Regions from separate parts of the Mus musculus genome. Here region 1 is linked to region 2. A link is a loop called in an ENCODE intact Hi-C map of the cell type or tissue named here. Cell type or tissue: heart. All regions are shown on one strand. Each heading gives the region's core, and the rest is flanking DNA. Links, peaks and the distances in the headings are about the cores only.

What was found. Peaks named below come from ENCODE experiments on the same cell type or tissue, not always from the same donor. Only the 100,000 strongest peaks of a DNase experiment are listed, where the experiment ranks them.
Region 1: a loop joins it to region 2, with 3 times the contacts of the local background. A loop is called at or near these places in 1 of 42 quality-filtered maps.

Annotation. Positions count from the first base shown.
Region 1 is chr9:58,308,913-58,314,644 of GRCm38, reverse strand. It overlaps Loxl1 (lysyl oxidase-like 1), which reads left to right and starts at 1,433. Exons shown (of 7, transcript NM_010729.3): 1 at 1,433-2,959. The coding sequence starts at 1,759. In heart, for the core only: a CTCF peak has its summit at 2,873; DNase peaks (open chromatin) are centred at 1,474, 2,254, 3,024 and 4,184; H3K4me3 peaks cover 2,513 bases; H3K27ac peaks cover 3,166 bases; H3K27me3 peaks cover 499 bases.
Region 2 is chr9:58,155,456-58,161,187 of GRCm38, reverse strand. Islr (immunoglobulin superfamily containing leucine-rich repeat) reads left to right here and starts at 2,634. Exons shown (of 2, transcript NM_001195431.1): 1 at 2,634-2,761; 2 at 2,958-4,924. The coding sequence starts at 2,966. The coding sequence ends at 4,252. In heart, for the core only: no CTCF peak of the experiment used is centred there; DNase peaks (open chromatin) are centred at 1,157, 2,067, 2,457, 3,157 and 1 weaker place; H3K4me3 peaks cover 867 bases; H3K27ac peaks cover 2,991 bases; H3K27me3 peaks cover 513 bases.

The sequences.
Region 1 (5,732 bases), core at 910-4,909, 150 kb before region 2:
GCTAGATTAAGATATCTAGTGTCAGCCAGGTGTGGTGGCGCATGCCTTTAATCCTAGCACTTGGGAGGCAGAGGCAGGTGGATTTCTGAGTTCAAGGCCAGCCTGGTCTACAAAGTGAGTTCCAGGACAGCCAGGGCTACAGAGAAACCCTGTCTCGGGGGGGGGGGGGGGGAAGATATCCAGTGTCCCAAGACACATATGTGAAGTATCAGTCCTGAAACCCACAGTTTGGTGGGTTGATAGATGCTTCCTGGTAAGGATGGAGGGCAGAGGGGTCCTGGTTCCCAAAGAGCATCATTCTGGCTGTTTCCTCCTTAAACGGGGCCCAGGAGTTTACAAAACAGAGTCATCCAGCATTGAGGACAGATCCTTCCTGTCTTGTTTATAAGTCTCAGGGGGTAATCTTTGCCCTCCAGCTCCCAAGGCCAAACAGAAGACAGCCTAGGGGAAGCCTGGAGAACAGCATTTAGAGGGTAACCTCTTAGGTACCAAGTAAAAGTTAAAATTTACCTTTCTTCTTAGCCCTGACATCCCCGGAGGGAACAGAGAATCGGCCAGAACAGATGGAGTTCTGTGGAATAATCCCCCAGTGATCAATGTGTCCACTAACTCAGAGTTGGGAAGGAGCATGCGATTCCCAGGCCACGGCTCTCCCAAGGCCTCCCTCTCTCTGCTTTATGTTAAAGGTTCCCCTTGCCTCACAATGGCATATCTCATATCCAAGGCTGCCACCGGCTGGGTTCTTCTTATTCATGTTTAGACTCCGATTATTTCTGGCTATCAACTCAGGAAGCACAGGGCAGAAGCCACTGGAGGGGGTGGGGGGTACGTGATGTCAGCATCTGCCCTGAGCTCCCAAGTCCCCTTCAGCAGAGAGACATACCTATCCTAGTTCCCAAGCCTGTAGACTGAGACCTGGTAGAAGAGCTGAAGGTTCAGTGTCTTTGTACTCAGGACCAAACGCCCAATGTCTTCAGGATGCAGAATTACAGGGTGGCCCCAGCCAGAGGTGGGCATCTCCCCAGGGAGTCTCACCAACCAGGATGTCTCTTAGCACTAGCTTTGGAGAAGGGAGAAGGCACCCCAAGAACCCTAGGAAGAGGTGAAGTCAACGAAGAAAGTGGAATTAAAAAAAAAAAAAACCTGTGTCCAGGACTGAGTGGAACCAGCAGGGTAGTGCCCACATCTTAATCCTGCTATGTTTGCCAGAAACCCCACTTACCAGGCCTGAGTCCCCAGGGGCCCCCTCCTCCGCCCTACCTCATTCCCTTCCTCCCAGGCAGGTCTGTGGCTTGGCTGGAAGCTACAGGACTAAGGGAGCACTGATCTGTGGGACAGGCCACATAGCTAAAACCCGGCGGGCCGTAGGGCCCCGCGGAGGAGGCCCCAGCAGGCGGACCAGGTTTCTGAAACCTCCAGACACTTTCAGCCTGTTGCTTATTCATTCAGAGTGGGAAAGCGCCAGCCTAGCGAGCAGCCAGCCAGTGTGGGGCTGGCCATGTAAGGGCCCCAGGAGGTCCTGCCCGTCCCGTGCCCTACGGAAAGCCTCGTGCAGCCCTGGGCACCGCCCCTGCCCTGCCCTGACCCCTTGGCCTCGAAATGCTGTCATCGGAGGAGCCGTCCCGCTCGGGACAAGGCCAGGATGGACAAAGCTAGAGCTTGGGCAGGCGAAGAGCCATCCTGTCCTCGAGGCCGTGGGAAGAGAAGCACGCACCGAGGCCCACTCTCTGCCCACCCGGCCTCTGCAGAAGGGCCACTATGGCTCTGGCCGGAGCCGGCAGCCAGCTGAGGACCCTGGTGTGGAGTGCCTGCCTGTGCGTCCTGGTGCACGGGCAGCAAGCGCAGCCAGGACAGGGCTCGGACCCAGGACGCTGGCGGCAGCTGATCCAGTGGGAGAACAACGGGCAGGTGTACAGCTTGCTCAACTCGGGCTCTGAGTACGTGCCCGCGGGGCCCCAACGAGGGGAGACTAGCTCCAGGGTTCTACTGGCAGGCGCGCCCCAAACGTCGCAGCGGCGCAGTCAGGGGGGACCCCGGCGTCGGCAGGCGCCGTCCCTGCCCCTGCCCGGACGCGTGGGTTCGGACACTGTGCGCGGCCAAACGCGGCACCCGTTCGGCTTCGGCCAGGTGCCCGACAACTGGAGAGAGGTGGCCGTCGGGGACAGTACCGGCATGGCTCGGGCCCGCACCTCCGTCTCCCAGCAACGGCACGGGGGCTCCGCCTCCTCCTCGGTTTCGGCCTCGGCCTTCGCCACCACCTATCGCCAGCCATCCTCCTACCCGCAGCAGTTCCCCTATCCGCAGGCGCCCTTCGTAAACCAGTATGAGAACTACGATCCCGCGTCACGGACCTACGAACAGGGCTACGTGTACTACCGTGGTGCGGGCGGCGGCATGGGCGCGGGGGCAGCGGCTGTAGCCTCGGCTGGGGTCATCTATCCCTTCCAGCCCCGGGCGCGTTACGAGGACTACGGAGGTGGAGGAGGCGAGGAGCAGCCCGAGTACCCGGCCCAGGGCTTTTACCCAGCCCCAGAGAGGCCCTATGTGCCCCAGCCCCAACCCCAGCCCCAGCCCCAGCCGCAGCCTCAGCCCCAACCTTCCGACGGCCTTGACCGTCGTTACTCGCACAGCCTGTACAATGAAGGCACCCCGGGATTCGAGCAGGCCTACCCTGATCCCAGCACCGACGTGTCGCAGGCCCCCGCGGGGGCCGGTGGCACCTACGGTGGCGCTGGCGATCCTCGCCTCGGCTGGTACCCGCCCTATGCAGCCAATGTGCCACCGGAGGCCTACGTCCCTCCGCGTGCGGTGGAGCCACAGCCCCCATTCCGCGTGCTGGAGCCACCTTACTTGCCCGTGCGAAGCTCTGATGCGCCCTCCCAGGGTGGGGAGCGGAACGGCGCCCAGCAGGGCCGTCTCAGCGTGGGTAGTGTGTACCGACCCAACCAGAATGGTCGCGGTGAGTACAATCCACGAGCGCCTTGGCTCGACATTTTGGCCACTGGTGAATTGCTGGTGCGGACCCTGTTTGTTTCTTATCAAAGGCCTTCCAGTGGTGGCTTAACAAGGACCATGCAGCCCCTGCGTGCCTCTCCTCCTGAATCCAACTATTATCCATCTGGGTCAAAGGCCTATCTGGTAGGCCTGTGTTTTGACTCTGGCTTGGGGAGAATAGTGGAAGGACTAGCCAAGTTTTAAGTACTTTGCAGATCTAGCTGGGGTCATCTAGGGACGAGTGGGGAAAGTCTTGCTCCCTTGCTTCTCCCTCTCCCAGGGAATCTCTTAACACTTTTAGAAATTTCCCCTATGCCTGTGCACAAAGTGAGGCAAAGGATCATGGGAGTCTTGGACCTTCAGGGTCAAGAGGCCTTAAGAATGCTTCTAGAGCCGGGCGTGGTGGCGCACGCCTTTAATCCCAGCACTCGGGAGGCAGAGGCAGGTGGATTTCTGAGTTCGAGGCCAGCCTGATCTACAAACTGAGTTCCAGGACAGCCAGGGCTATACAGAGAAACCCTGTCTCGAAAAACCAAAAAAAAAAAAAAAATGCTTCTAGAGATGCTGCAGTGTCCTTGTGCCCTTAGTGAGGTGAGTAAACAGCCAAAGAGCTGCACTAGAACAGACAAAATTTTCAGACCCCTGAGGTGATCCCAACACGGCTGGGGATGCCAGAGCCCACTGGCCAGGGCATAAAATTCAACTGAGCACTAAAGAAACCACAGTAATGAAGATTAGTACTATTTCAGTGCATTAAAAAAAATCTCTTATGAACAAATATGTCCAAATTTTAAACAGACTCAATAATGTTTCCATAACCTGGGGCAAACTGAAAAATCAATAATGGGTCCTTTTTTTATTTGAAATGGGATATTTGTTCATTGCAGATTTTTTGTATTGATTTTGTTTTTAAACACATCACATTAAATATTACTTCTCTAGGGCACCGTACTTCATGATGTTCTGTAAAACATAACCCAGGCTCGTGCTCCACGACCTCACTCTCGTCTTGGCTCTGAGGGAGAGTCCCAGGAAATGTCTGAAGACAGGCCACCCTCTGGCTCTCCCCAGGGATGAAGATATGACCTATCCTTGGGAAGGCCATGTCATCTGCACACAAGGGTCAGGGTGGAGTAGTCTTCCTCTGCCAGATGGGCAGCTTCCACATGTGCTGTTACTGTGACAGGGGCCAACTGTTGCGTCTGGCCAGTGCTGGATGGCCATCAGCCCGTCCGCAGCTGTCCTAGAATCCCCTTGCTGATGCTCTCCATACAGGGCTGCCTGTATGTCAAGCTTTCCACCGAGTTCTCAATGCACACGCAGTGCACCCTGGGGCAGCGCCCTGTCTGCAATTGCCTTCTCCATACCAGGGTTGCTATACCAGGGCTGTCGGGTGAAAAGGAGCCTTTGGGACTCAAGGGTGTTGGAGCTCAGCCCAGCCTTGGCTCCTCAGTCTCTGTCAGCACTGAATAACGATTTCTCCCGCCAAGATGGCCTGATTGAAGGGCTGCTGTTTGGGGGACCCTGAAGCTGAAGACCAGGGGAAGGAGAGCCTGAAGGGAAGGAGAGCGATCACTGTGTCCCGGTCATTGCACAGGCTTGAGTCGAACTCTGCATCCCACTTTGAAAACCATAGGAGCTGGGGGTGAATCATAAAATGGGTTGGGGTGGGGGGGCTTCTATGAGACAATGCCAAACACCTCCACCGAGCTCTGTCACCAGCTTGGCATAGCCTGCAGCAGTCTACCATGGCTTTGTGCTGACTTGCCTCTCCTGGGAGCCCCTTGTAAGAGGTGTGGGGGGGGGGGGCGTTACCTATCAAGTACTTGACTTTAGTGGCTGCTTTTCTTAGAATGTAAGACCCCATCTCAGCAAAGCTCAACCGGGAGGGCTCCACCTCTAGGCTGAGGCAAAAACAGAGGCCTCAAGTGGCACAAAGCTGGCCTCGAGCCAGCGTGTTTCCTAGGGACCCTCTGTGGCCTGTGAATTTTCAAGGAAGTCATTTGGTTCAGAGGAGGATAGACTAGGGCAAGGTCCATGTCTGGAGTGGGATTCCTGACACTCGGCAGGCTCTGGCTACTGTTCCTAAGCCCCACAGTTCATTTCAGACCAAATGTGCTTCTCCCCTGAAGGCAGTGTGTTCTTGAGACCAAGGTGGATAGGTTGGCATGCATCAGACTCAGGCTCTGCTCTAAGGGAAGCACAGAAGAAAGGACAATTTGGTGCCGTGAATAGGTCAGCACTGGGAATAAGAGCTGTGGGAGGTACAGAGCAGTGCTCCCTCAGCTTGGGGGAGCACTCACACGGAGCACTCACACCGTCATATCCATAACTCAGCCCTGAGTGGGCTTCTGAATTCCACCTCAAAAATCAAAGGATCCGAACCAGGTGGTGGTGGCATCGCAAGACTTTGTCTCAGCACTCGGGAGGCAGAGGCAGGCTGATCTCTGAGTTCAAGGCCAACCTGGTCTACAGAGTGAGTTCCAGGACAGCCAGGGCTACACAGAGAAACCCTGTTTCAAAAAAAAAAAAAACAAAACAAAACAAAAACAGACAGCAAATGGAATCACAGGAGCTGGGAGTGAATCAGACTGGGGAGGGGGGAACATCTGTTATGCAGGGGAGTGGGAAACATCTGTAATGCAGGGGAGGAGGAACATCTGTAATGCAACACTGAGTGCCTCCAATCCAGAGGCTCAGAGAGAACTTCTCAGAGGAGGAGGAGGTGGCCAAGCTTT
Region 2 (5,732 bases), core at 672-4,671:
TCTGTTTTTGTTTTTGAGACAGAATCTCTCTACACAGCCCTGGCTGTCCTGGAACTCTGTAGACCAGGCTGATCTGGAGCTCCCAGAGGTCTGCCTGCCTCTGCCTCCCAAGTGCCAAGAATAAAGGTGTGCGCCACTTGGTTGGTATCATCTGTGCCAGAAGGAAACAGTCACAGCAGAAGGGGTAGGGACTGAGGCTGATCTGTCCTTGGGTGAACTTTAGAGAAGTAGGGGAGAGTGGGGACTTTGAGCTCCTTGGAGGGCCCTTCAGGTAGGGCTGATGGTATGGGCTTTGTGTAGTGAGTGAGTGTGTGTGTCTGTGTTCTGAGAAACCTAGTGAGGCCCTAGTCACAAGTGAGTTGCCCCTGACAAACCCTGGGGTCAGATCCCCCCTGCTTTGTTGAATCTGAATGTGTGTAAGCCTCCAGGCTCTGCTTATCCAAACTCTCCCACACAGTAAGCAAGGTAGAAGAAAAGGCTTCCTGGGGCAGGAGAGGCAAGAAGGGCACACCTAAAGGAATCTATAATAACTTCCCTAGCTTCAGACTTGGTGTCTGCAAGCAACACTCTGGGGTCTTCAACAGCTTCATGACAAGCAGGGGAGGTAAGGAACCGTGGTGGGGCTCCTCATACACTTCTCACCGATGACAATACCCACTTCCCCTTGGCTTCACCGAGAGGGCAAGCAGAGTCTATCAGGTTAGCAGACAAGAAGAGGAAGCATGGGCGAGGGCAAGGAGGGGGGAGACAGACAGGTATAGTCTGTGGAGGGCAGAGGGGTCCATGCTAGGAGGTGTCTTTCAGTTCTCCTCCAGCTCCTTTGACTTGAACCTTTTCCTCGATCCATTCCTACCCATGGTCCTTTATGCTTGAGAGAAAGGTCTCACATCCGCCCCACAGGATGTAGCTGCCCCTTTCACATAGTGTGGGATGGTAGATTCCAGAAGTAGCAACGCTCACCATACTGTCTAGCATGTTACAGGACTTCAACACCAAGGGGACTGAGCCACAGGGACTGTTCCTGAGATGAGGCCCCGAAGCCTTGCTCTGAGTGCTGGGTCCTGGACCGTGGAACCTCTTTGTCTGCAAGCCAGGGTGTTCAGAATCCCCAGCCAGTGACACCTCTGCCAAGGCTGATTTCTGCTCTCTGTCAGGCATGCTGTCATCTCTGTCATCTTGCCTGCACATACAGCCCACTCAGTGTGGGGCTGGGCTGCTGCCTTGGGAGCTCCCTGCCCAACAGCCTCAGACTTCAGGATATATTTACTTAAAAAAAAAAAAAAAAAAGCTTAACACTTTGGCTTCTCGACCAGGGGTTAGAGCTTGGTGGCTATTCCCTACACTTTGGTCCTTACAGTTTTCCAACAAGAAGCCCCAGCACACACACACACACACACAGAGAGAGAGAGAGAGAGAGACAGACAGACAGACAGACAGACAGACAGACAGACAGACATTAAGAGAGACACACAGGAATACATACTCACGAAAAGACTAATTCATGTCCAAATACAAACCACCATCACACAGTCCCACACAGACACACACATCTCCTACTGCATATCTCTAATATACAGACTTATCCACACACAGTGACATCCATCCACTCCCCACTACCACCAAGCCCACAGTGCACACACAACAGCACACACAAACACCAACACAGCCAGGCAGGAAGAAGGGGCTGCTTTTTTTTTTTTTTCTTGTTGGAAGCGAGGTTAGAAATTTCCCACTTTCCATGAAATCCAGTTTCTCACCCTTCCCCTATTTAAAAAAAAAGCCAAAAAAACAAAAACAACCCAACTTTCTGGCCTCATCTTTTCTTGGGTCCTACACAGATAGTGCTGTGACTTTAAGAAGTTGGAACTTCAGAGATGAGGGAGAGAGAGAGAGAGAGAGAGAGAGGGAGAGAGAGAGAGAGAGAGAGAACACATGAACAACCCCAAATTTGGCCTCTTTCCCTGTCCAGTTTCTAGTGTCAGCTATGAAGCAGAGTCCCTGTTGCTGAAACTCAGTTTCATTTTGTTGAAAGGAGTCTAGCAGCACAGAGCCTTCCCCCGCAGCCCTGCTTAGAGCTGTCCCGTGCACCCTGAGCCGGGTGTGCAAACCAGCCAGACCCCTCCTCCAGCAGTCCTGGTCCTGTGGACTTGCGAGCAATCCAGTCCTTAGATGCTTTGGTTCCATCTTAAAAGCTGTTAAGCTTGACTTCAGAAGAACAGTTTGGAGGTAAGTCAGGAAAGAAGGGGCCCCCGTGGCTGGGAGCGAGGAAGCTAGGGGTGTGTTTTTAGCACATCCCTCTGGGTTTGAGGGACTTGGAACAGGCTCCTGCTCAGAGCATCTGCTTGGACAATCTCAACCCCAGAATTTCCAGCTGCATTTGAGCTGAGCCTCTGGCCCCCCTGCCTTAGCTGAGAGGTCCTAGCTGGTTTATTTAGGCAGCTGCCTGGGATAGTTTGAACAGAACAGGCCACAGAGTGGGAGGGGTGGAGGGTGTGTGTGTGCATTGCACAAGGGGCCTTGTCTGGACCAGGGAAGCAAAACATACCTATGGGGGGCTCTAGTGGGAGGAGCTGTAGCCAGGATGTGGGAGGGCAGAAGGGAGGTTCTGTGCAGTGCGGGGGGAAGGGGGTGGCTGGAAAACAGATTTCAAGTCATAAAGTCAGCTAGGAACAGGCCAAGGCAGAAAGAGCTGTGTGCAAAGGAGAAGCTGGGGTCCACTTCCATCTTGTCTTCATCCTGACTGACTGCACACACGACCTTGGCAAGTCCCAGCCCTCCTCTGGGCCTCGGTTTCTTCTCCTGTTGGGGTGAGGGTGGTGGGTTAGGTGGTATTGGATTCTGGCTGGGTTATGTGGAACAGGGCCTTCTAACGGGGAGAGTTTGGGCAGGGATCTGAGGAGGGACAACTCCTTTCTATGAATCCTAGGCTCACCCGGGTGGCATGCCCTTCCCCGTAGGACGTACCATGCGGGCACTGTGCCTGCTTTGTTGGGCTGTTCTCCTGAACCTGGTGCGAGCTTGTCCAGAGCCCTGTGACTGTGGGGAGAAGTATGGCTTCCAGATTGCAGACTGTGCCTATCGTGACCTAGAGGGTGTGCCACCGGGCTTCCCGGCCAATGTGACCACACTGAGCCTGTCAGCCAACAGGCTGCCAGGCCTGCCGGAGGGAGCCTTCAGGGAAGTGCCCCTATTGCAGTCGCTGTGGCTGGCACACAATGAGATCCGCTCGGTGGCTATTGGTGCTCTGGCCCCTCTGAGCCATCTCAAGAGTCTGGACCTCAGCCACAACCTCCTCTCTGAGTTTGCCTGGAGCGACCTGCACAACCTCAGCGCTCTGCAGCTGCTCAAGATGGACAGCAACGAGTTAGCCTTCATCCCTCGGGACGCCTTTAGCAGCCTCAGCGCCCTGCGTTCCCTGCAGCTCAACCACAACCGCCTGCACGCGTTGGCCGAGGGCACCTTCGCACCGCTCACCGCGCTGTCCCACTTGCAGATCAATGACAACCCTTTCGACTGCACCTGTGGCATCGTGTGGTTCAAGACATGGGCCCTGGCCTCAGCGGTGTCTATTCCAGAACAGGACAACATTGCCTGTACTACACCCCACGTCCTGAAGGGTATCCCACTAGGCCGCCTGCCACCCCTGCCCTGCTCAGCTCCCTCAGTGCAACTAAGCTACCAGCCCAGCCAAGATGGAGCAGAGCTACGGCCTGGCTTCGTGCTGGCACTCCACTGTGACGTGGATGGACAGCCAGTCCCCCAGCTCCATTGGCACATTCACACCCCGGGCGGCACGGTGGAGATCGCCAGTCCTAATGTAGGCACTGATGGACGTGCCCTGCCTGGTGCCCTTGCAACCAGTGGGCAGCCACGCTTCCAGGCCTTTGCCAATGGCAGCCTGCTTATCCCTGACTTTGGCAAGCTGGAGGAGGGCACCTATAGCTGCCTGGCCACCAATGAGCTAGGCAGTGCCGAAAGCTCTGTAAATGTGGCATTGGCCACCCCAGGTGAGGGGGGAGAGGATGCTGTGGGGCACAAGTTCCATGGCAAAGCAGTGGAGGGCAAGGGCTGCTATACGGTTGACAACGAGGTACAGCCATCCGGACCGGAAGACAACGTGGTTATCATTTACCTCAGCCGTGCTGGGCCCCCAGAAGCTGCAATAGCAGCAGACGGGAGGCCTGCGCAGCAGTTCTCTGGCATACTTCTGCTAGGCCAAAGCCTGCTTGTTCTCTCCTTTTTCTACTTCTAACTACACCCTGCCCTGGTTGGCTAGAGCAGCTCCAGGGCCTTCCTAACTCCCCCTGATCACGTTCCTGCCAATGTTCCGTCTTAACACCACGAGGTCTGGAATTGGTGAGGCCTGAGGTTAGCCTGGGGACTTCACATTTTCCTATCACCTTTTCTAAGCTCATCCAGGCCGCTCATTACTCCAATTTGCAGATCTGCTCAGAACTAGCAGCTAGGATAGAACTATATCCCAAAACTCATCATCTCTAGTGCTAGTTGCTGCTAACAGCATTGCCTGTGCTCCTAGCAGGGGCAGCCTGCTAACAGGGCAACAACAATGTCTTAACCTGACCTACTTTGAGAGTTCTAGCCATGGAGGTAAAGAGCTTGTGGAGGCCATCCAGGTGGGCACTGGGGCTGGGCTAGAAGGGGGTCTGGAGTGGCCAGTACAGGATCTGGAAAGGAGGTACCACGGGCCATGGCTGGGCAGGCTAAAAGCTTTCCTGTTTTTAGATGCTCTCTGATGAGATATGGAAATCATCCCTCACTGGGCCTTTCTCTCCTCTCACCCCAAGCCCCACAGCATGTGCCTGCCTCTTGAGACACTTACTCCCCCTCCTCCTCTGAAGAGGCTAGCCAGTCTGGGTAGCAGAAAAATAAATAAATAAATAAATAAATAAATAAACAAACAGCATTTCTGATGCTCTGCTTTCATCTGCTTAGAATTCTGTTGGGATCAAAGACTCTTTATCAGAGGGTGGGATGGCCATATGTGAGAGTTGTGCCAACACAGGACAAGAACCAGAGGACATATGTGGCATGGAAGGGGAGCCCAGACTCATTACTAAGCCTTAACATGTACCAAGCTGCAGATTTACTGTCTTCAAACTAGCCCATGGGATGAGGGAGACAGAAACTTAACCATTGCTTTCTGCATTTTGTAAAGGGTTTGTAAGGTGGTGGGAAGGCCTGGGCTGTAGCCCTAAGAAGAGTGTCAGGAATAGAGATGTATATGGTTGGGGCCAGATCGGGCAAGAGGAAGGAAGGAGACTGAAGGAAGGTTGGGGAAGCAGGGGACAGAACACAAGGAAGAAACTGAAGACAGGAGGAAGGAGACAGGAAAACACAGTGCACCCAGGCTCTCTCTTCAGATACCTGAGGTAGGACTGAGAGTTGGAGGTTAGTCATAGCAGCGAGGATGTAAATAGTTCTGCCAGCAGAGATGCTGCAGAACTCCTTGTCTGTGCTAGGTCAGAGGGGTCTCCCTACTCCCCACCTTTAAAGACTGGATGTATGCTCATAGGGGTGAAGACCTTCAGGGGAAGGCCTGGCCTCGTTCCAGAGCCCTAGGACTGCTGAGCTCAGCAGACTGAAGGCAAGAGATTGAGTCTGAGTAGCAGCTGTGAGTTTGGCAGCTGGCCAGCCCCTCTCCCATAGTAGTGTCCACATGTGGGGCCTCCTTTCTCCCTCATGCTCCTCCAACTTGCAGCTCATGTCCAGTC